Linked DNA regions of Homo sapiens: region 2 is linked to region 1. A link is a loop called in an ENCODE intact Hi-C map of the cell type or tissue named here. Cell type or tissue: IMR-90. All regions are shown on one strand. Links, peaks and the distances in the headings refer to the core of each region. The heading gives the core; the rest is flanking DNA.

Region 1 (16,078 bases), core at 7,261-9,760:
AAAAGGTCTAACTTCCAGCATCTCTAAGGAACTTAAACAAATTTACAAGAAAAAGCAAACAACCCCATTAAAAAGTGGGCAAAGGATATGAACAGGCACTTTTCAAAAGAAGACATACATGTGGCCAACAATCATGAGAAAAAGTTCAACATCACTGATTATTAGAGAAACGCAAATCAAAACCACAATGAGATACCATCTCACACCAATCAGAATGGATAAAATTAAGAAGTCAAAAAATAACAAATGCTGGCGAGGTTGTGGAGAAAAAGGACCTATTTTACACTGTTGGTGGGAGTGTAAATTAGTTCAGCCATCATGGAAAACAATATGGCGATTCCTCAAAGATCTAAAGACAGAAATACCTTTCGACCCAGGAATCCCATTACTGTGTATACACCCAAAGGGATATAAATCATTCTATTGTAAAGACACATGTATGCATATGTTCATCGCAGCAATACTCACAACAGCAAAGACATGGAATCAATGTAAATGTCCATCAATGATAGACTGGATAAATAAAATGTGGTGTATATATATGCACCATGGACTACTATCCAGCCATAAAAAAAGAATGAGATCATATCCTTTGCAGGGACATGGATGGAGCTGGAGGCCATTATCCTTAGCAAACTAACACGGGAACAGAAAACCAAATACCAAATGCTCTCACTTATAAGTGGGAGCTAAATGATGACAACACATAGACACATCAAGGAGAATAACAGACACTGGGGTCTTTTGGAGTTTGGAGGGTGGAAGGAGGAAGAGGATCAGAAAAAACGACAAATGGATACTCAGATTAACATCTGGGTAAGGAAATAATCTGTACAACAAAACCCCATGACACAAGTTCACCTATGTAACAAACCTGTACTTGTACCCCTGAACTTAAAAGTTAAAAATAAAACTAAAAACAAAACAAAACAAAAAAGAACATGGAAAGTAGCGTACCACAAACATATCATTAACTAGACCACATCTAATTGTGATTCTCAATTAATCATTCTTTTGTACCTTTCTTTTTGAATACAGAGGCAAGTGTTAGCAAAGTAAGTTCAAATATAAGATTCATTGAACAATTCTGCTAATATAGTAAGCTTTGGAATCAGTACAGAAAGAAATCCAGCTCAATGTCATTTGTCTCCCCTACAGCTACACCAAATGGTTTTGAAGGGTTATGCTCTAAATAATGCCTTGAAAGAGTATAGAAAAAAAAAGATTTCATTATGTTTCCTTTCTTATTGACGTAGGATGGAGAAGGAAGGTATACTAATATTTTTCAATAACTTGCAAAGTACTTTATTTACAGTTTATGATGCACTCACATACCTTGCTGCATTTGAATTGATAACCAGATTAATTTATTTGTTCAAGGTCACAAAATATGCAAGACAGAACAAGAGTTCTGGTCTTCTGACTGTGTTCCTTGCTCTAAAACATTTTGAAAGATTTCTAAACAAGATTAAACCAATAATCCTTACAGTTTAGACTACTAACATTTAGTTGACCAAAGTTGTTTAACACAATTTTACTTACAATGATGTGTAAGACCAGACTAACATAGTTAGATATCTCTACCTGGTCTCCAAAGAATTTCTTTTTGACCATAATCTAAATGGCTACAAAAATTATAAAATAAATTGTTATGAATGTAATGACAAATGGTTTCCCTTTGAGATTCTGATTCTAAATTAATGGGAAAACAAAAACAGAGAAGAATAACAGACATAACAGAATGTCACCAGACTCGCCCTCCTGCTATAAATAACAATAAAACTCAGGCACTAAAAAATTAAAAGCTCAAAATACAGACCCTTGAAATAACCCAGCTGTACAAATTAGCACATAAGGCTTTAAATCAGCTATTACAAATATACTCAAGTACTTAAAGGAAAATATGATCTCAACCAGTGAAAAAGTGGGGACATGTCAGTAGAGAAATAAAAATTATAAAAAAGAATCAAATGGAAATTCTAAACTAAAAATGTACAGCAGCATACATTTCACTGGATAGGCTTAAAAGCCAATTTGAAATAGAAAATAAGGATCAAAGTGATGGCAGCAGTGGCCTGTCTGGAGCAGCCACCGTGGGGATGCCAGTTGCAGCGGGGGAGGCGTGGCTAGGGCTGCACACTCCGTGGAGCTGGTGAGGTCTGGGAACAGGTGGGAGCTCCACCCTCTACCATGTTGGTAGGGCAGGAGCCCTGTGCTCCCAGGGGCAGCTGCATCCAACAAGCCACATCTCCAGACCCAGGCATTCCTGTGCTCTTAGAAGCCTGGGAAGCCCTCTACCCCTGCAGGCTCAGAAGTACCTGGTCCCACTCCCTGGCCTCTCCCTACTCCTGGAGCCTTCTCCACTGCGGAGCAAAGCTGTGGCTGAGCCTGGATGCTGCCGCAATCTGGCTGAGTGTGCACACATTCAGGGCAGCGCTGACACGCCAGCCTCCCACCGCCTTGGCCCCCTCTGGACTTTGGGCGACAACAAGCATAGGAGAAAGGCCAAGGGGCTGAGGGCAGCTTGGTGTGGGTCTGCAGGCGCCCCTCAGTGTGAATAGCCTGGGTGCCGTGGACAACATGATGATGGTGGTGGGAGGCAGACAGGTTCCTAGGCAGGAAGGGATGGGTCCCTGGTGAAGCCCCACCTTCATGCCAGGGATGGCCTGAAGCCTGGGAACCAGGCTGCCAGGTCTGAGTGAAGGCCACAGCCTGGAGTGAGAACTTCATTGATGACCATTCAGGCAGTCCGATGGTGCTTTTTCCAGGCCCATCCATGGCCGCCCATGGACCAATCAGCATGCACTTCCTTCATTCTGAGCATATAAAAACCTCAGACTCAGTCAGACTCACACACTCACAGGGACGACCTGCCTGCAAAAAGGAGCTACCCACTACAGGTCTCCTCTCTACTGAGAGCTGGACACTTGTTGGGATGACCTGCCTGCAGAAAGGAGCTACTTGCTTTGGGTCTCCTGACAGCTGTTCTGTTGCTTAATGAAGCTCCTCTGTGCCTTGCTCACCCTCCAGTTGTCCAAGTACTTCTTTCTTCCTGGACACAGGACAAGAACTCAGGACCCACCAAATGGCGGGACTGAAAGAGCTGTAACACAAACAGGGCTAAAACATGCCCCCGACTCACCACATTGCAGGTAACGAGAAGGAAGAAGGAGCTGCGGCCCTTCTGGGAGCCCAGAACTCAGGGCTCCCCCAGCTAGGCCTGTGACATGCTGTAACACCCTCTTTGGGGCTCTGTGGTTCCTGGTGTCTCCAAGTTTTTGGGCACCATGTGTTCCCCTTGTCCAGATGCTGGTGCCCACAGCAGAAGCTGCTTGTGGTACGTCTGGTCCAGCCACAGCCTCGCATGGAGTCTGCACCTGGAGCTGCCCACCCTGCCGCAGCTGATGTGCCTGGCTGTGCACAGTGGCTGGACCCCGCGTGCACTCACTCACACATCCCTTGCCACTCCGCGCCTGGCTTGCCCTTGGCAGCTGTGCGACCCAGGCCAGCAGTGTGAGCCAAGTGCAGCCTGCCGGGCCAAGTGGGTGGAACAAGTCCAGCAACCAGGAGCAAAACTCAAGCAGAAGTGCACGGAGGTTTCTGACTGGCAAAGCGACACCCTAAAGATCCTGTGACAAAAGAACTTGAATAAAGATCCATGTAACCAATCAGGAGAACAGAGGAGAAAAGAAGATTAAAAATAAAACAAACAGGACCTCAGTAACCTATAGGATAATATCAAATAGTCTAACACTCATGTACTTGGGGTCCGAGAAGGAAAGACCAATAGAATGGGGTAGAAGATGCATTTAAAAATATGGTTTTAGGCTGGGCACAGTGGGTTACATCTGTAATCCCAGCACTTTGGGAGGTCAAGGTAGGCGGATCACCTGAGGTCAGGAGTTTCAGACCAACCCGGCCAATATGGTGAAACCCTGTCTCTACTAAAAATACAAAAATTAGCCAGGCGTGGTAGTGTACACCTGTAACCCCAGCTACTCAGGAGGCTGAGGCAGGAGAATCACTTGAACCTGGGAGGTGGAGGTTGCAGTGAGCTGAGATCACGCCATTGCACTCCAGCCTGGGTGACAGAGCCAGACTATGTCTCAAAAAAAAAAAAAAAAAAAAAAAAGTACATATATATGGTTTTGAAAACGTCCTAAACTGTTAGAAAACATCAACCTCCAAATCCAAGCAGCTCAGAAAAGTTCAGGATAAATACAAAGAAAACCATACTTAGGTCGGTTGTGGTCAAATTACTGGGAAAACAAAAAAGACAAAAGGAAAATATTGATTGACCATAGCTAGAGTAAGATAAGATATTACATACAAGGAAACAAGAAGAAATGGGATTCCAAGAAATGGAATGACTTATTTAAAGGCTGAAACAAGAAAATGCTCAACCCAGAACTCTATATTCAGCAAACTATCCTTAGAACATGGGGGTGAAATAAAGACATTTTCAGACGAATAAAACCAGAAAGAACTCATCATCAGCAGACCTGTACTGCAAAAAATACCCAGGGAAGTTTCCCAGACTGAATTATACAAGATGGAAACTCATATTTATAGGAAGAAATAAAGACTAAAGTGATACATTTAGGGAAAACATAAAATACTAGCTTATCTTAGTTTTTTCTTTGTTAATGTCCTCAAAAGACAAGTGACTGTTAAAAATTCGTATCATTGTAGTAAGAGGTTTGTAATATATATAGAAAAGAACATTAAAATAACTCAAAGAACCAATGAGGATGTAAATTAAACTGTTGTAAGGTTCTTCCATTTGTGACATGTATAGTGAAACAACATTAATTCCAAGTAGACTGTGAAAAATTAAGGATGCACATTGTTAGAGCAACCACTTAAAAATTTTGTGCAAAGAGTCTGTAGATAAAAAGCCAACAGAAGATACAAAATGTTACAAGATAGCTAATGAACCCAAAAGGTTGCAAGAAAAGAGGAACCAAAAATAGATTCAAACAAACAGGAAAAAGTTTGCAAGATGACAGACTTAACTCCTACTATATCAATTACATGAAATGTAAATGAATAAAACACTCTAAAAAGTAGAAACTGTCATAATAGATTAGAAAAGAAATGCCTACAAGAGATACATTTTAAATATATAGCCACAGATGGGTTGAAAATAAAAAGATGGAAAAAAATATATACCATGCAAGTATTAAACACAAGAAAGCTGGTGTGGCCAGATGAACATCATTAGTAGACATTCAGACAAGGACTAGTATCAGAGATAAAAAGGGACGTTTCATAATGACAAATGTGCTACTTCAACAGGTAAACATAACAATCCTAAAGGTATATATACATAAGAGAGCTCCAAAATACATGATGAAAAAACTGACAGACGAAAGGGATAACCAGACAAATCCACAATCATGTTTGGAGACTTTAACACTCTCTTAGTAATAAACAGAACCAGTAGACCAAAAAGAAAACAAAACTAGATCTGAAAAACATTATCAACCAATTCGATCTGACATTTGCTCTAACATCTGAAATACACATTCTTTTAAGTGCACTTGAAGCATATAACTAAATACAACCATAAAATGAGCTACAAAATAACTGTTAATTCCAAAAGACAAAAGATTCTTACAATGGATACTCTCTGAGGATAACAAAATCTTAAATTATAAAGCAACAATAGGATATCCATAAAAGCACAAAATATTTGGAAAGTAAATATCTCATTGTAAATAGCACTCTAAATAACAAAAGAGATCACAAGGGAAATTAGAAAATAACTTTCACTGAAAAGTAATGAAAAAAAAACAACAAAATAAAAACTTGGCTCTCTGAAAAGATTAATAAAATTGGCAAAGCCCTAGCATGAACAAGCAGAGGAGGAAAGAAAAGCAAAAACAACAACAGGAAAGGAAACAAAAATGACCAATATCAAGAATAAAGAAAGAGATATAACTACAGATCCCACAGATATCAGAATGGAAGAACATATTATAAACAACATTATGCCAACAATTTTAGCAACTCAGTATACTTACACAGTGAAATACTTCTAGGCAAACTCCTTAAGATCTCTTATCTCTTATTTTTAGTGAGGGCAAAACAAACCAAAAACAAAGCACCCAAGAGTTCACACTATGTGATTAGATAATGTTCTAATACTGGCAAAGCTAAGCATGGTGATAAAAGTAGAAAAGTGGTTGCAGCGGGGACAGCAGGTGAGCTGAGTGGAGGCGACTATAAAGGGACACAAAGATATTTCTAGGAGGATGGAAATGATCTGTGTCTTGAAGGGAGTAGTGGTTACAGGTGTTTGCAAACTGCCAAACTCATCACACTGTCTATCTAACACCTGAATTTTACTGAATGCAAATCTGCCTCAATGAAATTGATTTAAGAAAAAATTTTTTATACCACCACAGAAGTAGAATACAGAATTTAGTCAGAAATTTGTAAATTACTTTTGGGGAGATTAGTTTGTGCAAGTTACATATAAAATTGGGACAAGAATATAAAAAATATTTCAAAATATTTCAAGTTCATCAAAGAATACTTCAATTCTATTATATACCTTCTTAACAGAGTAGGAAGTATAAACTATAGGCCAGGAAGTATGCTACATGCTTTCATATATTATGCCTCACAAAGATTGTGTCTTTCATTCATGATAAAATCTAGTGTGTGCCTTGGGAAATAGCCATGTTACAAGTGAAAAAGCAATAAATCTGGAGCCAGAAGACCAGAGTGTTCAAATAGTGATACAGGTTATTTATTAGCTTTGTGACCTTAAACAAGTCACACAATCCTAGATTTCTTCCACTCCAGGACTGATGTGAGGACGAAGGAATATTGTTTCAATGTACCTGGTAAAGCACACCATGAATACGGTTTTATTACTCATACTAAGTGCTCAACAAACACTGCTTAAATGAAGAAATGAAGTGGATAAACAACATGAACAGAGAAACAAGCAGACAGGAAGAAATAAAGGGACATGTTTATAATCACATTTTTTTCTGTGGACAGGATGGGTGGAGGGTGGGACACAGCTTCCAAAGCGTGATGACCTAATACCACATTTGTATCATGAGTAGTAGGTGCTGTGCGTAGGACAGGGTTGGCTGACCTCCCAGAATGAATACACTTTCATTGTGACCAGGATAACAGCTGGGGTAACAGGTATCACAAGATTGGCTCCGATGTGACCCTGAGGAGTATCTCAGCTCCATGTGCACAACCAACAGCGTGGCTACCACAAAGTATGTCCTATAAGTGGCTGCTGTTATTCGTTTCCAAACTTTTACTTTGTTACCTGGGCTAACAATCACTTGTGCTGGCAAGCAGCATAAAGGGGGGCTACCTGTACACCAAGTAGCCTCCAAGGGGCTTTTCCCAGGTTCCTAAGAGGCACAGTGAGTCTTCTACTGTGAATCTTTGAAATGCCAACATCACTGATGAACAACTGTTCAAAGTGTTCCATCCCTTCTCATCCTTAGGTTTTTCTGAGATTTTGCTCTCAGATAACAACTGCAGATATTTTCTAGATACAGCAGTTGTGCCCAGAGCAACAGCACCATTGCTGACTAGTAGGCTGATTTTCAGTAGAGTTCCAAGGAATGATCTACTAGGCCTGACAGAGCACTCAAGAAGTACACAAGAATATGGCTGGCCCAGATTCAAGACCAGAGAAACCAGGTATCTTCATCCAAATATAGGGCCCCTAGAAGGACACCTAGAAATTCAACACTCAATCACAATGTCATGTGATAAGTTATATGATAGGGCTTTTACTTGAATGCCGTGGGGACACACAGAGGAGATAATGGGCCAAACAGCAGGGGGAGAAGCAGTGTCAGGGGAAATAATTCCTGAAAAAGGTGGTACCTGTGCTGAACCCCAAGATGTGGAGTTATTTGGGCAAAAGGCATTCCGGGCAGGAGGCACAGAACGTACAAAGACTCAAAAGGTTGGATGGCACCATCTGCAGAGAAGTGCAAGTAACTCTACCTGGCTGGAGAACATGGTGTGAAGGGAAAATGACACAGCAGAGGCACAGCCAGGGTCTTAGGAAGGACCTTTTTAAAATAAGAATCAAGGAATGTACACTTTACCATAAAGATGAAGGGAAACCACTGAAGGAATTTTAAGCAAGCAGTACCATAATAAAATTAGCATTAAAAAAAAATTGTGGTGACAGTGTGGAGAACAGATTGGAGGGGAACAAAAGTCAGGAAGACAGGGGAACAGCTGAAGTAATCCCTGTGGAGGAGGATGGTGGCCTAAGACAGCAGCACTTAGAATGGAGGGAAGATGTGTCAGACACAGCAAAGAGGTCTAGAGAGAACTCTCAAGGCTTCTTCACTGATTTATGTGAGGTGAGAAAAAGAAAGAACCAAGCATGACTCCTAGGCTGCAAGCTTGGATGTCTAAATGGATAGACCTGCTGTTCACAGAGATAAAGAATAAGTCAACTTATATTTGAAAGTATAAAAATCAATGATACTGCACTAAATTTTAAAACATTAACACAAACAAAAGCAGAGGCTGTCTCAGATAGTATGGATATATATCTCTGAGATAAATGAAAAGCTTAAATTCAGAGAGGAGTAAGTCAAAGAAATTCCTGTCTAACATATGTTGATGAGTGAATAATCAAAGAATAAAACAGAAGGCAATTCACTAACAAGAGAGCCATCTACTGCCTTATAAGCATAGTGCAGCAATGAAATGCCACACACACACAAAAAAAAATGTGGAAGAAAGCCAGGAGTTTTTGACCACTTCACATTGAACATGTTTTTACAAAATATCCGATTCCTCCCGCAAAAAAATTCCAAGTGGTTAGCACGTTTAATAATAGCTAAATGCTTTCACTTACTTAATTTCTCCTAAAAACATCAATTCAATAGAAAACATTATTTGAACATAAAACACTTACCTGCCATCATTGCTATCATACTGGCTTTATAGACATTAGTAAGAGTTCCAAGTTCTCCTGTCGCTAATATAGTTTTAAGATGAGCCTCCCCACAGGCCTTGCGAAACTGACGAATCTCATCATACAGGGCTGGGGAAGAAAATAATTGAGGCAGTTACAAAGCAGGCAAGTGATAACATAACTTGGCAGCCGTTTAGAGCTGGTGGAACCCATTTCACATTTAGGAAACATAAAACATTTGTCACTTTCTAAAAATCACCCCAATTTAACATTGCCTGGAGCATTCTGTTGCAGTTCACATCCTGTTACAAGGAATGCTTAGTTTGCTACCATGAAACCGTTTCTAAGCCCTGGCCTGAGGTCCAGAGACATAGAGCTTTTTAAATATCATAATGACATGCAAATTATAAATAATTTCTGTCTTGTCCATATGATGGTTGCTTCCAACAAAAAACAAATGTAGCTACCATACATACAGTGGTGTACCCCTTTGCAAAGTAATAAAAAAAAATCTTAGGTTCTTATTAATTCTTCCATTCACAAGTAATAGGTTCTTTGGTTGGATATAAAGCACACCTTTCTTGAGAGTTATGTTCATGACAATAAAGACACAGCAGCTTGCCCCACTGCCTGCCAGAGTATGTTTATATATCTGACTAAAAAGTGTTAGGCCTGGCCAGGTAGTGCTGGACGCATGTGTACAAAGCCATCTCTGCAGGGAGGCTCAGAGATGCTGCCTTAAATCTGTTAACCCCTGAGCCCATGACCCCAGTACCACATCTGGCTTTGGAGGGTTCCACATTGGGCCCAGATTTATTTCATATTTCATATTCAAGGTAACATTTTACATGAAAGGTAGCAGGATTTTAGTAAGCAAATTAGACCAAAATCATGTGTATTAAATCTTTAAAAAATTATTTAAGTCTTTTGTCAATGATACTAGTGAATTTTGGCTTTTTCAGGCCGGCCACTATCATTTCTTGAACTCAGGCTACTGCCATGGTAACAAGACCAAGGCTTTTTCTTTCCTTTGTATTTGAGTATCTTTCATAGGAAGTAGGTTTTTTTGTTTTTTGTTTTTTGGTTTTTGAGATGGAGTCTTGCTCTGTCACCCAGGCTGGAGTGCAGTGGCGTGATCTCAGCTCACTGCAACCTCCGCCTCTGGGGTTCACGCCATTCTCCTGCCTCAGCCTCCCGAGTAGCTGGGACTACAGGCGCCTGCCACCACGCCTGGGTAACTTTTTGTAGTTTTAGTAGAGACGGGGTTTCACCGTGTTAACCAGGATGGTCTCGATCTCCTGATCTGGTAATCCGCCTGCCTCAGCGTCCCAAAGTGCTGGGATTACAGGTGTGAGCCACGGTGCCCGGCCCATAGGAAGTAGTTTTATAAACATACAGAGTAAACCAAGCAGGAGGGAAACATTCATAATAAGGGTTGGGGTAAGCATTTCTTAAAGCTAAAATGAGAGTTCTATAATTCACAGGCTTAGTAAAGTACATTTAGAAAAATGAAAAATTAGTCTCAGTTAAAACCACAAGTTATAACAGCCAAATAAAGCTTGCCTTCTCAATCACAGAAAACATGAACTTGAAGCTCAGAAGTGAAAAATGAAGAGAAATGAAAGCAAATATTCTATTCCAAGATGCTCAGTAAGTTTAGAAAGTTTGTTACCACTGAGAGATGGTACCCACAGAAGGTTCAATAAAGAACAGACTATTTTCACAGATCCTTAATAACGTGCAGTTCTGAGTACTAGGGATGATCTGAGATGCCACACCACCTACCTTACCCTGCCCATCTACCTAACCTGGGAGAAAATCATCCTACTTATGCCTCCAATATGACAACCTGTGTAAGAATGTTAAAAATAGTAATAGACTATGGAGCGAAAAAAAAAATTATATTCTTTTAATTCAGAGAATGAATTGGATGGAATGACATTTCTTAAGTTATTGAATCTAAAAAAAGAAACTTGTTTTCTAAGAACAAGTGACAAGGAAAATCTTCTGATCTAAAAATCCAAGAACGCTAATCCAAGTTAACTTGTGATTTAATTAATGATTTTCTTCCACAAAATAGTGTTGTCATTAAAAGCAGGCTTTAGAGTAGGACAAATGCAGATTTAAAACCCAACTCCATCATTTCCTGTGGGACCTTAGGCAAGTTATTTCTGTCAGCATCAGCTCCATCCTTAAAGTGTCAATAATATTTACTTTACAGGGTTACCAGGAATGAGAGAGAGATATACAAAGTACTTTGCATACTGCCTGACATGTTATAAGCACTCAAAAAGTTTAATTATTAAGTTCAGAATTCTAGTAAAATGAATTTCCACTAAGTGTTGTGTTATAAAAGTCAAATCTTATTTCATGGCCTGACCCAGTTCCAGTAACCAAAGTTCTGTTGGATTACTGCTTACAATCAGTGAGCCATCAGACAAGGCTGGAAAGTATTTTATTACAGCAGTTGTTAAAGTGAACTTTGGCCTGTAAAACAAATTCTTAAAACACTGATCACGACCATATTTGTGAACAAAAAAACACCATCCTTTTTCTAGAGTACTACCTTCTGATGCCAAGTGAATTTCTTGAAGTATAGTTAAAATTAACCACGAAAACCAGAGGTATTTTATGATTCAGTCATTTGGAAGTTATACTCTTTAATCCATGATCCAAACAGAATGAACTGCAAGTGGTCACTTAGAGCATAACTGGATTTACAAATATGCAACCAATGTCTTCTCATTCTTTAACTGCCAATTTCTAAAATCATTTTACTGGCCTATTTTACCACATAACAGGATCAAGTTTTTCTGAGAAAATATCTTAATCTTTAAGGTTCAACAGGTGGAAAGTTGTCATTTCTTTCTGTTACCATTCTGCCCAAAATATATCAGAACAATTAAATCAAAAGTTATACCAAATCTGGTCTTTTTAAAATGTGACCTGGGCTCTATCAAGTGATTGCTTCTACTCAGGCCTTTGAATCTTAAAGAGTGAGGCAAAGATGAAAGAATAGTTAGATATTTTCTTTATTATTGTGGCATCAGCAATAGCAGGAGATCCAAAAGTCCAGTGTCCCAGGGGCCAGCCACCAGCCAACAGTGTGGTACCTGTGCTGGCCAGTAGGAGCAGCACCAGCAGTGGCCCTGGGCCCAAGCTCTTCCTGTGGCACAATCTGACTGTGTTCTCTGCTCCTTATTCCCTCATGGTCCTGCTTTTTTTCCAAGCAAGGCTTCCTACTTATTCAGTGAGCTTCTTTATGTCTTCCTAATATAATAAATTCCCTTTCAGCTTCACTTAATCAGAATTGGTTTTCTTCAACTCATGAATATTTACTGAAGAAGTATAGTATTGTAGACAAAAATGTGGATTCTCCTGAGTATATGGATTCACACCCCAACTTTACTACTAGTTTATTGTTTGATTTGGGTAAGTTACTTAACTCTAAACCTGTCCCATGTTCCTCATTTACAAAATGGGAATGATAGAAGTATGCACACCTCACGGAGTTATTTTCAAACAGGTTAACACACACGAATAGATAAGGACAATATCCAGCACATTGTTCATGCTCAAGGAATGTCAGTTCCTGTTTTCAAAGTTGTTGGTGGCAGCAGTGATGGTGTTCCTGTTATTATTCAGTGCTTATCAGGCTCAGATTACAGAGGGACTTACAAAAGCAGAGGACACCATGATCTATGTTCCTTGAAGAACATAAAATAAAACCTCTTTGGGCCCCTAAAAAAACAGTCTGGGGGAAACGGCTTACTATATATCACAAACAAGTTTGTTTTTAAGCTAAGAACCCATGCTACTTTGAATAGCACAGACTCTTGAGATAAGACATTTTTGCTACTTGCTAGTTGTGTAAACATTTAGGAATTATTCGATTTCTCTAAGCCTAATTACTTAGGGAGGCTCAGTTTGCTCACATATTTTTGTGATGATTAAATAATATATGTTGCTAGAATAGAACCAGGCATTTAGTAGGCAGTTAATCATTCAATACTAGCTTCCCATATTTTCCCTTATACACTTCCAGAAACCCAAAAATAACTTTAACGAACAAAAAATAGCAAGCACTGTCCTAATACTTATGAAAGCACAACTAGAATTTGCCAGTCTTACATATAAGAAAAAATAGACCACTTCACTCCAACACAAGCCATAGAAACCACAAAGAAGCATTATTAGTGTTTAGGTCGTTTTGAGGACTTTGACAGTACCATGATAGACACCTCAGAAACTAGATGAATGACATATGCTAATCAAAGTGGCTTGATGGCTGAAATGTAACCCAGTCAATCTCAAATTATGTCCTTTAACAAACTCAGCTGACACTTTCCTTTCAATACAAATAAGCCAAACAATGGAAAAACGAATGAGCAGGTTTTCCCCTATGTTGGTAGGAAAGGACAATGGTGGGGTATGGAGTTATTATAACTGCTGCTAGACCACATACACAGAGGAAATTACAAGTGAAGCAATAAGTTCAACAGATGCCCTTTCCAAAAAATTTTTCATGAGGAATAATTACTCTAAAGGATGAGAAATCCCCTACGTTTTCAAAGCCTCTTCCCTCAAAAATGCTCAGTGTTCTCCACACGCTATTTAACCATCCATCGTGAGACAATTTGCAGTTACCTCCACACTTCCCATGTGAAGCATGAGATGTAGGCTGGGTGCAGTGGCTCACGCCTATAATCCCAGCACTTTGGGAGGCTAAGGCAGGTGGATCACCTGAGGTCAGGAGTTCGAGACAAGTCTGGCCAACATGGTGAAACCCCGTCTCTACTAAAAAAATGCAAAAAATTAACCAGGCATGGTGGCAAATGCCTGTAATCCCAGCTACTCTCTGGAGGCTGAGGCAGGAGAATCACTTGAACCTGGGAGGCGAAGGTTGCAGTGAGCTGAGATTGCGCCATTGCACTCCAGCCTAGGCAATAAGAGCAAAATTCCATCTCAAAAAAGAAAGAAAGAAAAGTGAGATGTGGAGAGATAAATGACTTGCTCCAAATCTTACTGTGGGTCAGTTATAGAACAGAGAGGAGGAGTCATGTCTTCATACGTGGAATAAAACTGTATTTCCTCAAAATTTTCTGCCTCTATCCCAGCACACACACACATGCATGCACGTGTACACTCACTGCAGTTACAACATATTCCCAGGGAAATACATTGCAGTGCTTCGAGCAACAGATTCGTCAAAACTCAGAACGTAGAAGGATGTCAACTCCCTTCTAGTTCAAACTACTCACTTGACAGATGGGCATTAGAATCCTAGGACCTGGTTTTCATTCTTCTAGGGGAAAAAAGCTGCATAAAATGAAAAGTTCCAAGGTAATGCAGAAACATAAGATACTAAATTTTGTATAATACACTAAAAATGATCTCTAAATTGCTCTTTGTTCCAAGGTAATTCAGAAATATAAGATACTAAATTTTGTATAATACACTAAAAATGATCTCTAAATTGCTCTTTTAGCCCCCTGGATGGGAAGAAAACCAGGGTATGGTGCTACAGTAGAGTTCATATATTTGAATCAGGACTTCTCAGCCCTTGCTTGGCCGCTGATTAGTGGTGTTACTTGGGAAAGTTACTGAACCTCTCCAAGCTTCATTTTTCTCCTCAAGATTAGATAGGAGAGCTTTATTTTTACAGCTCAAACCCTTCTCAAATTCTGCCAATAAATATAAAAGTATTAAAACGGTTAGGAAGGTAATCAATCATTTTTCCTTCAGATCCACCTTTGATAATAAGCACACGTAAAATGATGGTAAACGTTGACTTACTCTAAAAGTTTAAGCTGTTATAATTAAGATGAAAGAGCCTCTTGTTGATTTAGAAAGATGATTCTGAACTCTATCTTTGGGAGCTCTCAACCACAGACAAGGGAGAGCAGGGATTTTCTCAGCCACACACTGCCAAGAAGGTGGAGAGAAACCTAGCCCCCATGTCACTGGGGCCTAGAGAAATTCTTGGCCTGCATGTTGCTACATCATGGCAACATGATGGAGGCGAGGTGAGGGGGACGTGCAGTCAGCTCTGGGGAAAGTGAAGGTCACCCTTACCAGCGAGGACTGAAAATTCTAGGGGTTGGGGAGGACTTGGCAAGTAGAGCCAGGAAGACAACCCGCAGGTTCTAGAGATTGTCAAACACAAAGCAATTGATAAAAAGGCAAATATTGATAAAAAAGATGAATATACTGAAGATAATGGATAATGGGAGCAAGATATCTCACTGACGGGAAGAAGGGGTATAAATATGGAAGGGGAAAGTAAGAATAAACCATGCAATGCTGGAGTGTAATAGAGGTTATAGTGTGAAGTTGTAAGTTCTAAGACAGATTTATAGACTGATATATAAATAAATAAAAATGAATGTGTGTTTCTATGTGTGTGCTGTGTATATGTGTACGTTCATGTATTTACTAGATCTGTCTGACAAGAGGGCCTAGAAACAATAACATCCCAATAGCAGTGAGTTATACCTAGCACCCAGATCTTGGTTTCTAAATACAGTTAATCAATAAAAGGAGCAAGAGCTCCTTGGAGAAATGACTGATTCCAAAGCTGGAGCAGACAAAGTCAAAGATACGCCTGAAACATCTATTACAAGAAAGCAAGGAAGCTCTCAAAGAATGATGGGAACATAAAAAGGATAGAGGAGCCAGTGTGAAGCAGGTCCCGAAACTGCCTTTGCAAAATTATGACTGAGACAGTAAAAGAGATCTAACTTAACTGACTCCACCTTGTTTCTAACCTTTAAGCTGTCCTTGTTCCTTCCTGTGCACAGGCTGAACTAATTTTGGGAGGAACTTAGTTTATAGTTCATAGTTTAAAACATAGATAATAACAGCCCTTTCCCAAAACAAACCTCCTTCTTGCCTGGGGACTAGACTGCCTTTGTAGAACTAACAAGTTAGCTCCAAGATTAGAAATTACGGCTTAAGAGTCATGCAGCTAGGGGCTGCAAGATTCTCACCCTCCCTAAACTGCTCCTAAGATCAATGCTTGAGATAATTTGCAGACCCTGCACTTGATGGATCAGCTGGCACCACCCAGATCGATAAACTGGCTCATCCGATCTTGTGGCCCCCACCCAAAAACTAATTCAGCACAAGAGGACAGGTTCAAATAATTCCCTA
Region 2 (16,078 bases), core at 7,078-9,577, 1.7 Mb before region 1:
ATTGTGAGGATACTGCCTTGGGCTATGCAGGTAGCCTTGAGGTGATGAGAATTTTTAAGAACACTATTTGAACATCAAATATCATTGAAACACTTCATGCCAACTAACTAGAATTGATGCTTAAAAATATAAAATAGACGATAGCTAACCGTAATCAACTTAAATTGTGCCCAGCTGTTGTCGACTGAAAAATGAATTTGAGGTTAGACTAACAGAATACATGCTAGTTCCAAATTTTTATTTTCAAAGGCCATTTATATGAAAGTGCCAGCCTCCATCAGTTGGGGCACTTCAGATAAAGTATTTTATATGTAATGTACATTATAGTCAAGCCATTTGATCTTGCAAATAGTGACTACATTGATCCTTGGAGAATACGGCTGTAAAGCTGAAAGCAATACTCAAAAAAGTTTCACAGCATAGATTTTTAACTTTTCCTCAAGTTGAAACTCAGTATGAAGTAAGTTTTTGCAACTGAAGATACAAAAAGAAATGACAAACCCTAGTGAAATATATATAAATAAACGCCCTTTAATAGTAATGAACACCCCTCCTAAGAGAGACAATTTTCTACCCAGCTTAGTAACTGATGTGTGAGATAAACAGTGGAAAATTGGGGCAGTAAGGCACAGGGAAGTATGGGTTTATTTGTCTCACAAGAGTTGAATCATACTTACTAGCTAGCTACTTGTGAATGATTAATGAAATAGAAGGAAAAAACACAGAGAGAAACAAAAAAGAGAAGAAAAAAAGGGGAAAATGCCCTTCGTTCCTCAGATAAGAGAGAGAAAAAACAGCAGTACCCATTGCCCAGAACAATATTATTTGAAAGTTTCTCAGCATCCAAAAGTCAAACTCAAGAGGCCAATGCTTATTTATTTACAGAATTTCACTATTTAAATGACTTGTCTTCTTTTTTGAACTTGAGAGATATTTGTTGCAAACTAAGGAAAAACATTTTTTTCAGTCTAAAATATCAAACTACTCTTGATGTTGTTTTCCCCTGCAGAAATTAAAGAAATTTGACAAAGTTTTGTTGCAACACTGAAAATTTAGATTTGAAAATTCAACACTACAGATGTAATCACAGCCAGACACTAATTAAGCATCAGGCCAAATTTGGTCCTAGAAATGTGTATGCATAATGTTTGACTTTAGTGGAAGTCTTCTGTGTGTTTTCAAGGGCAGACTTTGGTCAAAGGCTTATTGAAGGAACTAGGAATAAAATGCTTCTAAAGAAATATGGCACCTTTGTTTAATAATATTTACCTATATGCAAATCTTTTCTTTTAAATTTAGATATATTATGAGTAAAATTGCGGCCACTTTCTGACATTTCCCATATTCACTGAAAGACAAATGCTCTTTATCATCTTCAGTTGTTTTATTATTGTGTATAAGAGAAAGGATAGAAAATCTTCTCCATGAAAGCTTTCATTTTCAAATTGTTAGCATTTCTAGGATTGTCTCAGGATAGATTTTGGGTGATATGGGAATATTTGGGAGGAAGGAGGGCATTCTCATTCTGCAAGTTTGCTGGGAAACCACCCCATGGAAGTTGCCCCAAATACGGAATATTTTGTTTTTCTCTGTGGCTTTTAACTTACCTTAGTATTTGGCAGCATAAAGGGGGAAAAAGCTTATTTTAAATTGTGTCAGGATATGATGTGAGATGTGTCTCTGCTTGAGTCTTATTTATTTTCTGATAGAAAGATTTTAGCGCAACGTATAATAGAATTCTTGTTTCTGAATCTGAGCCAAGGGACACTTTCTATACGAGTTGCTCGGTGAACTCTGAGACAAATATGAGCAGTTGGACTGAACTTGAAAGCCACATGCTCATTATTATTAATGAACTTCAGCAAGTTTCCTCACTTCTCTAGGCCTCATTTCCTTTCTTTATAAAATAAAGATAACAGTTATTTATAGCATTACTGGAATAACCAAAACAGTAACAAAAAATGCATGCTAAGTGCCTAGTGTCAAACATGTAATAGGTTTTCAATTATCCTCACTGTTTTTGTTTCTCATTCATGTTGTTGTAACTGATGCATCATTGTTGTGGCTCTCCTTCTCCTTCCTCTTCCTCTTCTGATGATGACAATGAAAATAATCTAGGGTCCACAGATTACATAACTTGTATAGTGCTTTGTGTATTTTGATACAGACATCACAAAGAATTAAAAAGTCACGTGCATTGCCTAACATCTTTAGCAATATCATAAGAAAGTCAAATAAATTTTAGAAATTCTAATAAACCACGTATAATCTTTTTAAATTTAATATTTCTTTTACATGTCAGGATTTTTAAAACCTGTAGCCAGTGAATTCACAGTTCCTGGTTTCTGCCACATTTTCTTTTGCATTGAGAGAGGAATAGTCATTCAGATTTCCCTGAATCTCAGACGGCCAGGTAATATGTTTTCTGTAAAACTCCTGTGAAAAGTTTCTTTTAAAAAAATCACTCTTTCTCAGGAGGACTAATAGTGAATAAAAGATTCCACAGCAAAAGATATTGGGTAGAGCAGCAAGTTGTATCCAAAATAAAAGTTATACCCAGACATTTTTGAAGTTATGATTACTCGGTGCTGAAATGGCTTCAAGTGATGAAGGACTGAGCCCTCTCCTTTTCTACAGAAGACATTTCTGACTGGTTAATTGTTGTTTCCTATTATTTTACCTTTATTTTCTGATAGTTTTCAGTACCCACACTACCACAAACATCATCATGCCTAGTACTGTCTGGCTAGAGAAGAGACTATGATTTTTTCTTTTTCTTTCTATTAAGCATTCTCACAGTGTATACCACAGAGTGAAAGTCAGAACCTGAAACCAACATTTAAAGACAATAGTCATTATATACTTGGCCATGGTCACCTATCATGAACATTCACCAAAAAGAACAACCTTTGGACTATACTATAACAATTTAATAAGGTAAACCCTATTCTTGTTCTGGGTCAGTCAAGTAATTCATCAAAAGAATGCATTTGTAAATTTATATTCCAAAAGGACAGCATAACAGAGAAACAGAGAAAAAAAATTTGTCAATGAGATACCCTATATTCTAAGTCAACTCTGTTCGTTACAACTAATCAGTTCAAAATTAATTTGGGGTATAACCTACATAGCCATGACTATATGCTATTTTTCTTTAAACTAGTTCTTTCCTATTTAGAAAATCAAAAGAAAAGGCAGTTATGATGTGCAAAGTTAAGCGGTTCTCTATTGCCAAGGTAAAATTTAAAATTATGTTAATCACCAGCAGTTATTAATTAAACTATTGCTCATTGGACCTTAACTCCAACTTTTACTCCATGTCTATAATATCACTTATTTTCTGTTAATGTTATAACCCTGGTAATTCTGAAAGATAAAGCAAGTGCCTGGCTCTATCCCTAAATGTCAACCGTTTAAGTGGTTTGACTTTTATTTTCTATTTACTTTGGTCAGTGTAAATTTCTATGGGTTTTGCTGGTTGGGGGAAAGGGGATTTGAGGATCTGTAGTTCTTGGTTATTAATATTTGACTTTGTTAGTGCTATCTATTTACTATATGACTTTGGAAAAAAAAATCAGATATTCTTTCACAGCCCTTAAAATGCATGGGGAGTGTAATCACACATTGGGCCTGCAATCTCTATATATTGCTGTTCTCTTCAGTCTCACATTTAAGTAACAATGGCTTTTGATCTTTTATATATTTTATTTTCTCACTCCAGTACGTGTTTGTAGAATCAGGAATTCGTAGTTTTTTCCTTAAAACATTATACAGATTATGTATCGTTTTATACAGGAAATGTCACAATATGTCAGAAGCATGGCTAATCTATCCCAGAGTTTTGTTTCAGACTGCACTACCTGTAAGAATGTTGTAAGACTCTGCATGGGAACCTCAATGCCACCATCCTCTGAGCTAATGGCATAGTCTAAATATTCTCTACGTTGAACCCAATTCTACCAATGAGTACTGCAGAGAACAACTCTGGGCAGAGTAAGTAGGATGTTCTCATGGATATTATTTACAAGCTAAGAATCTCTCTTCTTATAGAGGTCTAATTTACCTATGTGGAGTTGGCCATGGGAGGTAGAATGACAGAGCACAGATAAGTAGAGCCAGTGGTACAAATCTGTGGCTCTTCCACTGTTCTGTAGTTCCATTTTACCTGATTTCCCTCAGTGCCAGCCTGCACTTGCTTGGTGATAGAGCCAATTCATAAACCACAGTGCTTAAAAGAAGTTAGCTTTTCCTTGCTCTTCTGAGTGGTATATATTTACTATTTTTCAGTATTTCTTCATCCACAATCAATCTACTTTCTATCTCAGCAAAAATGTCTATTTTAAACATACCCAAACACTTAGTCTGGCTTTTCCAACCACAATCTAGAACTTTTAAGAGCTTTGGGCTTCTTAGTCATAGAGTTCAGCAGCATTCCTAGGTGGGTTGATGTGATCTCCACAAACAGTCCCACCAATCTCCAAGCTTATTCTTTATCAGAGAGGTAAGTAAGAGATAATAATTTACTTCTCAAAGTTCAAAGGATGTCTCTGTTCTCTGTCCCACATAACTTAGCAAAATTTCACAGAATGGGCCAGGATTTATATTTTAATCAGTCAGTCTCAACAGGCTATAAAGCACCACAGCCCTTAACTCTTTGCACTGCTTTCTCTGGGAGAAAATTATCATGATATTATGAATGTAGTTCAGTAAAGTTTTATTATTTTTTTGAGACAATGGCTCACTCTGTCACCCAGGCTGGGGCACACTGGGACAACCAGGGCTCACTGTAGCCTCAATTTCCCAGGCTCAGGTAATTCTCACCTCAGCCTCCAGGCAGATTGCCTGAGTATCTGGCACTACAGGTGCCCACCACCATGCCCAGCTAATTTTTTCCTTTTTTTTCTAGTAGAGACAGGGTTTCACCATGTTGCCCAGGCTACCCTTGAACTCCTGGACTCAAGCGATCCACCTGCCTCAGCCTCCCATAGTGTGCTGGGATTACAGACATGAGCCACCACACCTGGCCATAAAGTATTCTTAATGGTCATCAGGTTCAAGGCTTATCACATTGAATTATGACAGTATGGCTGTAAATTCAAGTATCCACGTGAAAAAAAATATATGTATATGGAACGTTATTCCATAAAAACGCAAATTGTGCCTGGCTGGACCTCAAAATGGGTATGGAAAAAAGTCCTTAGCCAAGTCTTTCATGTTTTTTCAATCACTTGTAACCTGTTGCACACTTCAGGTACTTCTTGCATAGTCTTTACTCTCTTGGGTGTAGCTAAAGAAATAGTGGGGAGCACTTTCTTTGATCCCTAGCAATGCACTCTTAATTTCCATAATCAGTTTGCCTCATGTGCGGGCCAGACAGGCTGTTGAAAAAAAGAGGTTAAGAACACTCACTGTACTTCCTCTACTACCATTTTCTTATTTATTACATCCAATAAGGGCTTGGGCAATTATAAAGGTTCTCCTTTATCATGTCCATTTGAAACCAAGGGAAGGGCTAACTCATGCAAGTGTAGTAAAGGCAGAATCTCTCATTGAGACTCAATATTCATTCCAATTGTGCATGTCAATAACAACAACACAACCCCAGTGTATTAGTCCATTTTCACACTGCTCTAAAGAACTACCTGAGCCTGGGTAGTTTACAAAGAAAAGAGGTTTAATTGGCTTCTGGCTTCTGCTTCTGGGGAGGCCTCAGGAAACTTATCATCATGGTGGAAGGCGAAGGGGAAGCAGGCACATCTTCACATGGTGGAGCAGGAGGGGGTGGGAAGTGGACACACTTTTAAACAACCAGATCTCGTGAGAACTTACTATCATGAGAACAGCAAAGGGGAAGTCCGCCCCCCGATTCAGTCACCTCCCACCAGGGCCCTCCTTCAACACTGGGGATTACAATTTGACATGAGATTTGGGTGGGGGCACAGAGCCAAATCGTATCACCCAGAATATTTAATATTTCTTCTAGTCACATTTTCTAATTTGTAGCATAACTCTCCTATCAGGACATCTCTATATAATCCTGGTTTACCTTTGACCATTTCTTTCTATCCCCCTTGGGAATACCTATACAATGAGAAATTGTATCCAGTGATAGTTTTGCATAAAATTACTGGAATATTTAAAATCAAAAGGCCTTTAATGCCCCACTATGGGTAAGATGAATAGATATCAACCTAGTAGTTTATATTTTTTCAAATCTATAGCTTTAACTGATAGTGTAAATTCGGCTCTTTGTTTAAGCATTCTTCATTCTAAATCCTTCATGATTGGATTTGAATTTGTCCAGGAGAGGATATATTGACTAAATTGAGGGAGCACTTTAAGAGGTTAGGGAGGTGCTAAAGTAGATGTTTTATCCCCTCAAGCATCTGTAACATCCCACCAGCTTAATGATGGCAGCCCCGTCAGTTTCCTCATTTTTTCCTATTTTTCAATAGCCACCTGAAAAACTTCATTCAGCTAAGTCGGTTATCAGGCCCTCTCCCTGCTTTTCTTTTCTTTCTTTCCTTCCACCCATCCCCCATAGTAACATCTTTTTGTATAGCATAAATGTTTTCTTCATCATTCAGCCCCACGCATGATCACTTAGCTAGCAGACCAATTGCTGTTTTTGGAATATTATTTTACTCCCTCCTCTCCTCTCCTCCTCAATGACCCCAAATCCCTGGAGCATAGTTGATATATTTTTGCATCTACCAGGGTTTGTGCAAATAGCATGAATTTAAGTGTGTCAATCTGATCAGGTATAGCCAATCTGGATTGCTTGCACCTATGTACTCTTTTGAAAGTAGTATTGTGGCCAGGCACGGTGGCTCAAGCCTGTAATCTCAGCACTTTGGGAAGCCAATGCGGGCAGACTGCCTGAGGTCAGGAGTTTGAGACCAGCCTGGCCAACATGATAAAACCCCATCTCTACCAAAAATACAAAAATCAGCTGGGCATGGTGGTCCATGCCTGTAATCCCAGCTACTCGGGAGGCTGAGAGGCAGGAGAATCGCTTGAACCCAGGAGGTGGAGGTTGCAGTGAGCCAAAATCCTGCCACTGTACTCCAGCCTGGGTGGCAGAGTGAGACTCCATCTAAAAAAAAAAAAAAAAAAAAAAAAAAAAAAGAAAGAAAGTCATTCCATCTGTTGGTAAAGGAGAGTGTAGGGAGGTTACCTCACTCGGTATAAGCCTTCAGAAACCTTATCATTACCCATTGTTACAAGGTATATATTAAACCATCTGAAAGCCGCTTCTCACAATAGTTTTCCGCCATCTGGAATTGAGACATAACCCCTTTCATTCAAATGTATATAAAATTAGTGACATGCTCCCAAATCACTTCTTTTTTCTGATAATTCATGCTAACAGGAATTCATCAGACTCGTTCTTTGATGTCTTCATAAAGAACCCCAGCTCTAACCAGAGTAACCTCTGGAATCTGAGGTCACCTGGGTTATGATTGAATACAATGTCTTTGTTCAGTAATCAATTAAAAAAAAGTCTTTCTTTTTTTTCTGTTTTTGATGTTTGACGTTTAAAAAGATTTAAAAGTCTGTCTTTTTTTCTGTGTTTGATGAGGACTGCTATCACCAGCTAGGGAATAGCATGGTTTTATAACCTTCTTTAAACTTACATTATTTGTGTATTCACTTAGCTAATCTCCCTAGATCTAAACCTATTTCCCATAAATTCCACTGTTAAATCTTTCCCTCCATAGATGGAGTCAAGGTTTTTGCTACTTCATAACAAGAATACACTATTCCGGCAACAAACCCTCATTATGTTACACCCTCATTATGAAACCCTCATTTCTTATTAAAAAGTGTTTGAGTGATCATAATTTACAGGTCTAAAAGTTAATCATGCCTACTCTACCAATCTGTGTTGTCAAAAAGGGTTGAAATATTAAATCAGACTGAGGATCTTAACCAGGAACCAGATCTGCTCAGGACTCAAATGATACAAGCAAACATCAAGATATTCCCTGGAGGAACTCGAAATTTTCAAATTCAGCTCTCCAAAATATCAATTCTGTTCCAACCTGGTTGGCATTTTGGTGTAGGATTAACTATGAGGTTTATTAGCAATATATGCAAAAGCATTAAACTCAAAAATGAGCCATTTCAATTTTGAAATGTCCCTGCTTTGTATTCCACTAATTTGACAGCTTATGTAACTACTCTTCATTTCCCAGACATTCAAGTTCCACAAACCATAAATCCCAGATTTATCTACAATAAGCAGTCTAGACTGGTCAGGTATATCCACCTAAAATATTTTATAGATAAAGACTCCTAGCATGTTTCCATCAATGCACTCTATTAATATTTGCAAAGAGGTCTGTCCAAAGTCAGACTCCACCCACCACTCCAGTGTCCCTGTATGGAAGGAGTGTGCTACAGGCCTGCTGTTAATTCTTTCCTTCTTATTACTGGATACCCATGAACAATGAGGTTTGTTTCAGTAGTTTTAAACATTTCTGTCTAGAGCCACTTTGACCTTCTAAATAGACGGCCTGGAACAATTTCAAATTAGATAATAGTTTCAATCAGAATAACCTTAAACTGTTTCATAAAAATATTTGAGCAACTAAAACTCCTGACTGAATGAAAAGCCCCATCATTTTACTTCAGTGAATACATGAGAATTATTTGTAATTATGAATATTAGCTGTCTTTTTCAGATCAAATCTTTTACATTAAAACCCATTAAAACACTTGTTTTTTTAAAACATATTTTCAATTAATAGTATAATTCCAGGGAATGGATCATAAACTATGAATTAGTGGAAATTTGAATCAATTCAAGTTTCTTATAACAGTATTTTTTTACTTATTTCAATCTTTGGGAATTAGTTGCCTTATGAACATCTCACTCTTCATTCAGTTTGCTGGCAAATGGCAGGATTTCAAAATTATTTAGCAGTTTTTCCAGAGTGCCTTGTAATAAACCACTAGACCAATAAGATGTATTATAAATATACAAATAAATAAATTTATGAAACTTTGTTACATTATGATAATAAACACATTTATGAAACTTTATATTACGTTATGATATACATCTCATGGATCCAGAGAGCACAGTAGCATATAAAAGATTCTAAAAACTAACATTTCCCCAACTCTTTGACAATGAACATCCTTTTAACAAGCAAGCTGCTGTAGCATCTTCCAGAACTATCATCCTGTATGATAAGCTTCTGGAAATGGATAGTCTATAGAATTGATTTCCAGTTTCTTATTCTAGCATTCAAGTCTTCTTGACTCTCCAAACTTGTCTAGATGCCGCATGCTCTTTTTCAAATTGTCTAGTCTTCTCCTCGCTGTTCCTGATAACACCATTCACAGTCTTTCCTTGGAATCCTGCCTTATTATTTTTGCTGCCCTGATATATTCTTCTCCTTCCTTTCTCCTTCATTATATTTCATACTTCCTTCATCCTTCAGGTCATGTTCTGTTCCCCTGTCAGTCCTCTTGGTTTTTGTGCTTCTTACTGTCCTTACTGATGCCTGTCTTGGCTTGTTTTGATCTTAAATTCATTCATCTCCCTTTCTTATCTCTATTCTATGTTGGGAGATCATCACTTTTGCACGCTACATATTTAGGATCACTTTTCATCAGGCTTCCTACTATTTTCAGCCAATTAAAGACCTGCTCATATGACTGTAGGGTAAGGGTAAAGAAAGTGTCAGAGCTTTTCTCCTTGCTTCTTTAGCAATAGTGGTATCTGCTTCAAAGCTTCCCCTTCACCTAGACTGGTCTACCATGTATAGGCTTCTTTTGGGTGGCCTTGGTCTCTTCCTGTGTGTACTGTCAGTTCTGTCCTTTGATGATCAAGTAGAGGAGTGGTAGCAGCTTCTTGTACTTCCCAGCTTTTGAGTTAGGGTTTCTAATGCATTTCATGACTTGTATCCTAATCTCCTGTATGAAATTCCTTCTCTTTAAGAACGTAGATAAATCACTCCAAGCTGCTATTTCCTATTGTACCTTGGTTGATATACCACCCAAGTATTGTCTGAATTACCATTGGATAACTCCGTTATACTTTTCCATTACTTCTTTAAAATGTATATTGTCCATTTTTCTTTATAACAGGATTTCTGCACCACACTGCTTATGATAAAGATCTGCATGTAATATAAATTCACTGTGTAGAATGATGTTTTGAGATATGCAACAGGAATAGCTGACGATATTGCCAATTTTTGTGATGTGAGGCTGAAGTGGTAAAAATATTTCTGACATTTCTGATATTCTGATAACATTTCTAATCTTTTATTATATTAGTATATAATATATAACATACTAATATATATATTTGCTTTGTATTGCCACAAGCTTGCGCACTTCTAATCTTTATTTCTGTGCTCTAAACACCAATCCTACTTCAAGTCAGTGGTCACCTATTTCTTCAGAAAATTAGTAAATAAATTAATTCTCCCTTGAAATTGCCTCAGGAAACCAGAAGGGATGCTCTGTTTCTGTCTAAACATTTCCAAGGACATTGGCTCATTTGCCCTACTTGATGAACAGTCAACTATAATCTCTGGGTGGCTCATTCTTTTCTGTACAATGCAAAGTATAAAGAAAAATTGGGGGAAAAGCCCACAACACAAACAATTACCACAATCATCACATTTAGGACCCAGAAAGCAACAAATTAGCAGACAAAACACAGAGCTTATCTCAGGTTTCTTCTCATCTGTCTTTCTAACCCATCTCTACTTCTTTTTTTTCCCGTTTTACTCTGTGGAAACCAGTGAATCTACTATATGAAATAACAACAGAAAGTCTGAAATCACAGAAAAAGAGATGCTATCGTGGATTTGCATATACAAGTTAAATAAGTTGTATTTCTCCAAAGCATTCATTGGATTTTATCATCTACTCTGTTCCTTGTTGATTAAGGACGTTTTTTAATAAGCAATATTTTCCTTCTGTTAGGACATGTTTATGTTGCAAGGAGGACTAACACAATAGGAAAATCAATTTTGACTGCTTGCTACGTTGTTTGAGGAGCCCTCTGCAGTTTCTTTCCCGAGAACCAGCGGATAGATTTCTACAAGGTAGCCACTAGGTGGCAGCAGCAATGTAAAAGCACCACCGGCTGTAACTGGCAAATTACGAAGTTGTAGATTGTTTTTTTTGCTTCATCATTTTTGTTTTGCTTCTTTAGAAAACACACACACACACACACACACACACACACACACACACACACACACGCAACACACAAGAAAACTTGTATTACTTATGAAAAGAACGATTAAAAATAACAGTTGAATGTGTTCTGCTTTTTTATGCAAAGGTGAAAGTGAGCAGAGCTTAAATCAGGGACTCTCACGGGTGCCTGATGCTTCCAGACGCGAAGGTGCAAGAATAAACCAAACATCCTCTCAGGTATTTATCATCTAGACCAATTTTAACTTAGTATTTAACACTTGGACTCTTATATAATGGGGAAACTAGCAAAGCAAATCAACCCCCTTTTGGGGGACAGAAAGTTGTATGTTGTTAGAGCCACCACATAGAGTCCAGCATCTTCCACAATATTCAGAATACTCCTAAACTATTTTAAGAACCATTACATGGCACATGTATACATATGTAACTAACCTGCACGTTGTGCACATGTACCCTAAAACTTAAAGTATAATTAAAAAAAAAATAAAATATAATCAAATCTAGATAATTTCCTGTAATTAAATGAAAGCATGTTTTTGTTAATAAAATATTATAAACTCAAAAAAGAACCATTACAAAGCTAGAATCATTCAACAGCACAGTAATATTAAAAAAGTTTATTTTAATGAAATAGGACATATGACATACCTATGTAAAGTGAAATTTTAAAAAGACAACAGGTTATCACATTTACTATAATTTGTTATTTTTTCTCTTAAGCTAATGCATATATTTTGTAAATAAGACCTACACAATATATATATACACGTATATATATATATATATACGTGTATATATATAAAAATATTATAAAGGGTAAAAACCATGACAATGAATTTAGTTAAACCAAATCACACTATTAATACCCAATGACTTTTTTCAGTATCAAAATATAATTTCCAAAGAAACATATAGTTTATTTTATGTAATATATGTTTTATTTTTCCAAAGTAAAGTAGTATGTAATTTGTTTAAAATTTTTTGTCTTAAATCTGATTGAATATTGGCAACATATACACAAATGCTTCCTGGTGTAGTGTTTCAAGAGAGCTAAACTTCTTTCTTCCAGTTTCTACATAGGATTAGGCACAAGATGTGCAGTGGAAATACTGATTATGCCACAAGTTAGCAAAGACTTTGTTATAAAGAGTTCATGGTTTGGTGAGATGTTTTATTCCCATTGTGTTTCTTAGAATATATTCATCAGCATGCTGTAACTGTGAAAATAGATGGGGACACTGAAAATGTGAGTTCCTGCACAAACCACTAAGTAACTTCTGTTCGTAGTTTCTTTTTCTGAAAATTAGTACTTTGTGGTAAGTATAGTTTCATGAAACCCAAGTGAAAATTTTAAGATTCATTCTGTCTGAGGTGAAGCTCTATATTCTTATTTTTAACAAGATATCTATGTGGATCTGCAAATAGGCCAGATTGGGCACCTCTACTCCAGTGCCTTTCAGCACAGCAAATCTGATGCATCTATCCTGAAACTGTGCAGGTGAGTCAGGCTAAGAATGCTTCATTCTTTAGGAGAGTAAAGGTAAAATACTGGCTACTGGCCCATTGTCAACATGATGCTCTATTGAATTATGGTGGATCCCAGTGGGTCCTTTATCAGTATAAATAATCCTTCTGCACGGCTGGGATGCTCCATTATTTTCATCTTCTAAGGAGGTAACAGATATGAGAAGTCGCTGAAGAACAATAGAAGTAAGAGGTACTTTTTAGAGATGAAAGTATAATTAACAAATATCAGACTTTAACTTCATTTAGAGGCGTATTATACCAACTAGAAAGCCAACACTGCCAAAGCTGTCATTTCATTTATTTTTCAAATTTCCAAATATTTGCTACATGAGGATGGTTTAGAAAACTCTCAAGTTCCTATATATTTGCATAAATCCATGGGACACAACTGCTTAGATTAGGAAAGGAGTGGTTGCTTTTATTCTATAACTTTTATTAGCAAATAAGTTACCAATTGGATAGCAAACATTTTCCAACCTAAATTAGAAATGTATTTAATATAAAAATATTCCTTGCAGTACTTAACATTTAAATGCATTGCCACTGTATTATCAGTGAAGTTTCCATTGAGAGTATTGAGACAGAGAAAGAGAAAGAGGGAGAGGGGCATTGGAAGGGGCTTTGAAATCGGGATACAAGAAACAGCCATGGAAAAGCAACCAATTTTCATGATGGTTATAAAACTCACATGGGTACTCATTACCTTGTACATATATCCTTCAATCCTTAATGAAGAGTGCAGTATACTTAAGCAGCAGGATATACTTTTGATATCTATGCTACTTAAGGCAACGTTGAATTAGCATGGGTGGACTGACTTAGTGAGATGAAAACCTACCCCAAATTAGGCCAAACCCTTTGAAGAGATATGGAAATGAGAATGCAAAATCATTGTGAGAAAGGTGGGCTTTTTGTTCTTGCTTCTTTCACATCTCCTTTTCCTACATAGATTTTAAAAATAGCAAAGATTGAAAAATAACAGTATCTTAAGAGTAACAAAAACATCATAGGATGTGGTTTGGTCTAACGGACACAGAAGAACCCTAGATACTATACCTTTGCACTTAGCTTTCAACCTACAATGGAAGAGCATGCACGTTAAACATATGGGCTTTTCAGGTATTTGGGGGAATTTAATGGCATAACTCACTGTACTGAAAGAGAATCACACCTTCAAAATCTTGTAAAACTCTAGAAATATTCTCCAGTAGATTTTTAAGATTTTCAATAAAAGTGTTAATTATCCAAAGACCTGAAGGCTGTAGGAGATTACTTCAGGGATTAAGGTTTTCAGCTCTGAGTTGCAAGTGTATAGCTCATCTATGTTCAGCCACACTGAGCAGTCTCCAGGATTCTCTGGTTGTAGGTGTGAAGGAAAGATGTCAGACAGGTGAACCAGCTCAAAGCTTTAGGCCTGAAAACCTGTAACAAGGATTGCTACCACAAAGCAAAATACAGAACAAATATGACAACTGTAAACAGCAGACACTGAAGTCTACCTGAGGGAGAAGAGTGGGAGGAAGGAGAAGAGCAGAAAAGATAAGTATTGGGTATTGGGCTTAATACCTGGGTGGTGAAATAATCTGTACAACAAACCCTCATAACACAAGTTTACCTACGTAATAAAACAAACCTTCACATGTGCCTCCGAACCTACAATAAAAGTTTTTAAAAATAAGTAAATACAAATCTATTTATTCACTGACATATATTTTGTGTGTACGTGTTTGGTATAAGTAAAAAGCACCTATACCTGTTCAGTGTATAGGCTTATTGAATTAAGAAACCGAGGACAATTTTTTAGATAGAAATATATAAACAATGATGTAAATCTTAGGCACCACAATCTATATGATAAATCTAACCAGTTCTGACCTTGCCGCAAGAATATCCTAGAGTTCTTGAACTTGCAACTTCGTCAATATAACAAGATAATTTTTTGACGAAGATAAAATCCATACTATATAACAAGAACTTTATGCATTTAATCTCACATGTATTTATTACACAAACTACAAATGATATTCCCTGTGTTTAAATACCAATTTCTATTTTCTTTTCAACAGCCATTGCCAGTGTTGTTAAATGCAGTTTTTTCTAATATCCTCTTATGAGAAAAATTCAATTGGGGTATTATTTAAAATGCAAAATATTAGTTCCCATCAAGCTAGGTGTTAGGGAAACCATATATTTAACAAGTGAATTAGGAGGTATTTATATTCAAAGGAGTTTGTAAAATACTGACTAAAGGCTGAGAGCAGTGGCTTATGCCTGTAATCCCAGCAGTTTGGAAGGCTGAGACAGGTGGATCACTTGAGCCCAGGAGTTTGAGATCAGCCTGGGAAACACGGTGAAACCCCATCTCTACAAAAAGTACAAAAATTAGCCAGATGTGGTGGCATGCACCTGTAGTTCCAGCTACTCAGGAGGCTGAGGTGGGAGGATCGCTTAATTCCTGTAGGTCAATGCTGCAGTGAGCCGTGATAGCACCATTGCACTCCAGCTTGGGAGACAGAGTGAGATCTCATAAAAAAAAAATTGAATTACCTATCTGGAAAAGAAAAGAAAAGAAAAGAAAATACTGACTAAGGGAACAGTTCTGAAATAGTCTATTGCCTTCTCCTATACTCTACTTTGTTTTTCTCCCACCCAGCTTCTAGTAGTTAAATGCCTTATTTTGGTTATTCAACGTGCAACCTTCTTCCCAATTTGGTAGAGTCAATATTGTGTGCGAAACTGGTAAGATCCTATACCCTGCTATTACTTTGCAGGACACAGGGAGCCCAGCAAATCTTACCCAACCTCAACATTCCCAAGAATAAAGAGAAAGATGGACATTATAAATCTATAAATCCTGTGGATTTTAGACTTCACGAACCAATCCCTTTATGCTATTCCAAGCCTACTGTACAACGCACATTGTTCAACCTAGATTTGTGCTCAGAAAGGATGATTTGGCTTCCATGGAAAATTGTACTTTCCCCTATAGATTGTTGGTGGGAATGTGGAAAGTGCAGACACTATGAAAAACAGTATGGAGGTTCCTCAACAAAATTTTAAAAATAGGGCTATCATATGATCCAGCAATTCTTCTTCTGGGTATATATTCAAAAGAATTAAAATCGCGATCTTGAAAAGACATTTGCACCCTAATTTCCTAGCAGCATTATTCACAATAGCCAAGATATGAAAACAACTCAAAGCCCATTGACAGAAAAATGGATAAATAAAATGTGACAGTTACATAAAATGAAATACTATTCACCTTTAAAAAAGGAAATACTATAATTTGCAACAATGTGGATAAACCTAAGACATGATGCTAAGTAAAATGGGCCAGTCACAGAAAAAAAACTCACAA

Evidence for each region. Peaks named below come from ENCODE experiments on the same cell type or tissue, not always from the same donor. Only the 100,000 strongest peaks of a DNase experiment are listed, where the experiment ranks them.
Region 2: a loop joins it to region 1, with 20 times the contacts of the local background. A loop is called at or near these places in 6 of 110 quality-filtered maps.

What each region holds. Positions count from the first base shown.
Region 1 is chr12:15,975,285-15,991,362 of GRCh38, reverse strand. DERA (deoxyribose-phosphate aldolase) reads right to left here. Exons shown (of 9, transcript NM_015954.4): 6 at 8,927-9,055. Among named protein-coding and RNA genes, the nearest start is that of DERA, 72 kb to the right of the region's middle. In IMR-90, for the core only: a CTCF peak has its summit at 8,698; a DNase peak (open chromatin) is centred at 8,682; H3K27ac peaks cover 333 bases.
Region 2 is chr12:17,637,215-17,653,292 of GRCh38, reverse strand. No RefSeq gene overlaps it. Among named protein-coding and RNA genes, the nearest start is that of MIR3974, 28 kb to the left of the region's middle. In IMR-90, for the core only: no CTCF peak of the experiment used is centred there; no DNase peak of the experiment used is centred there.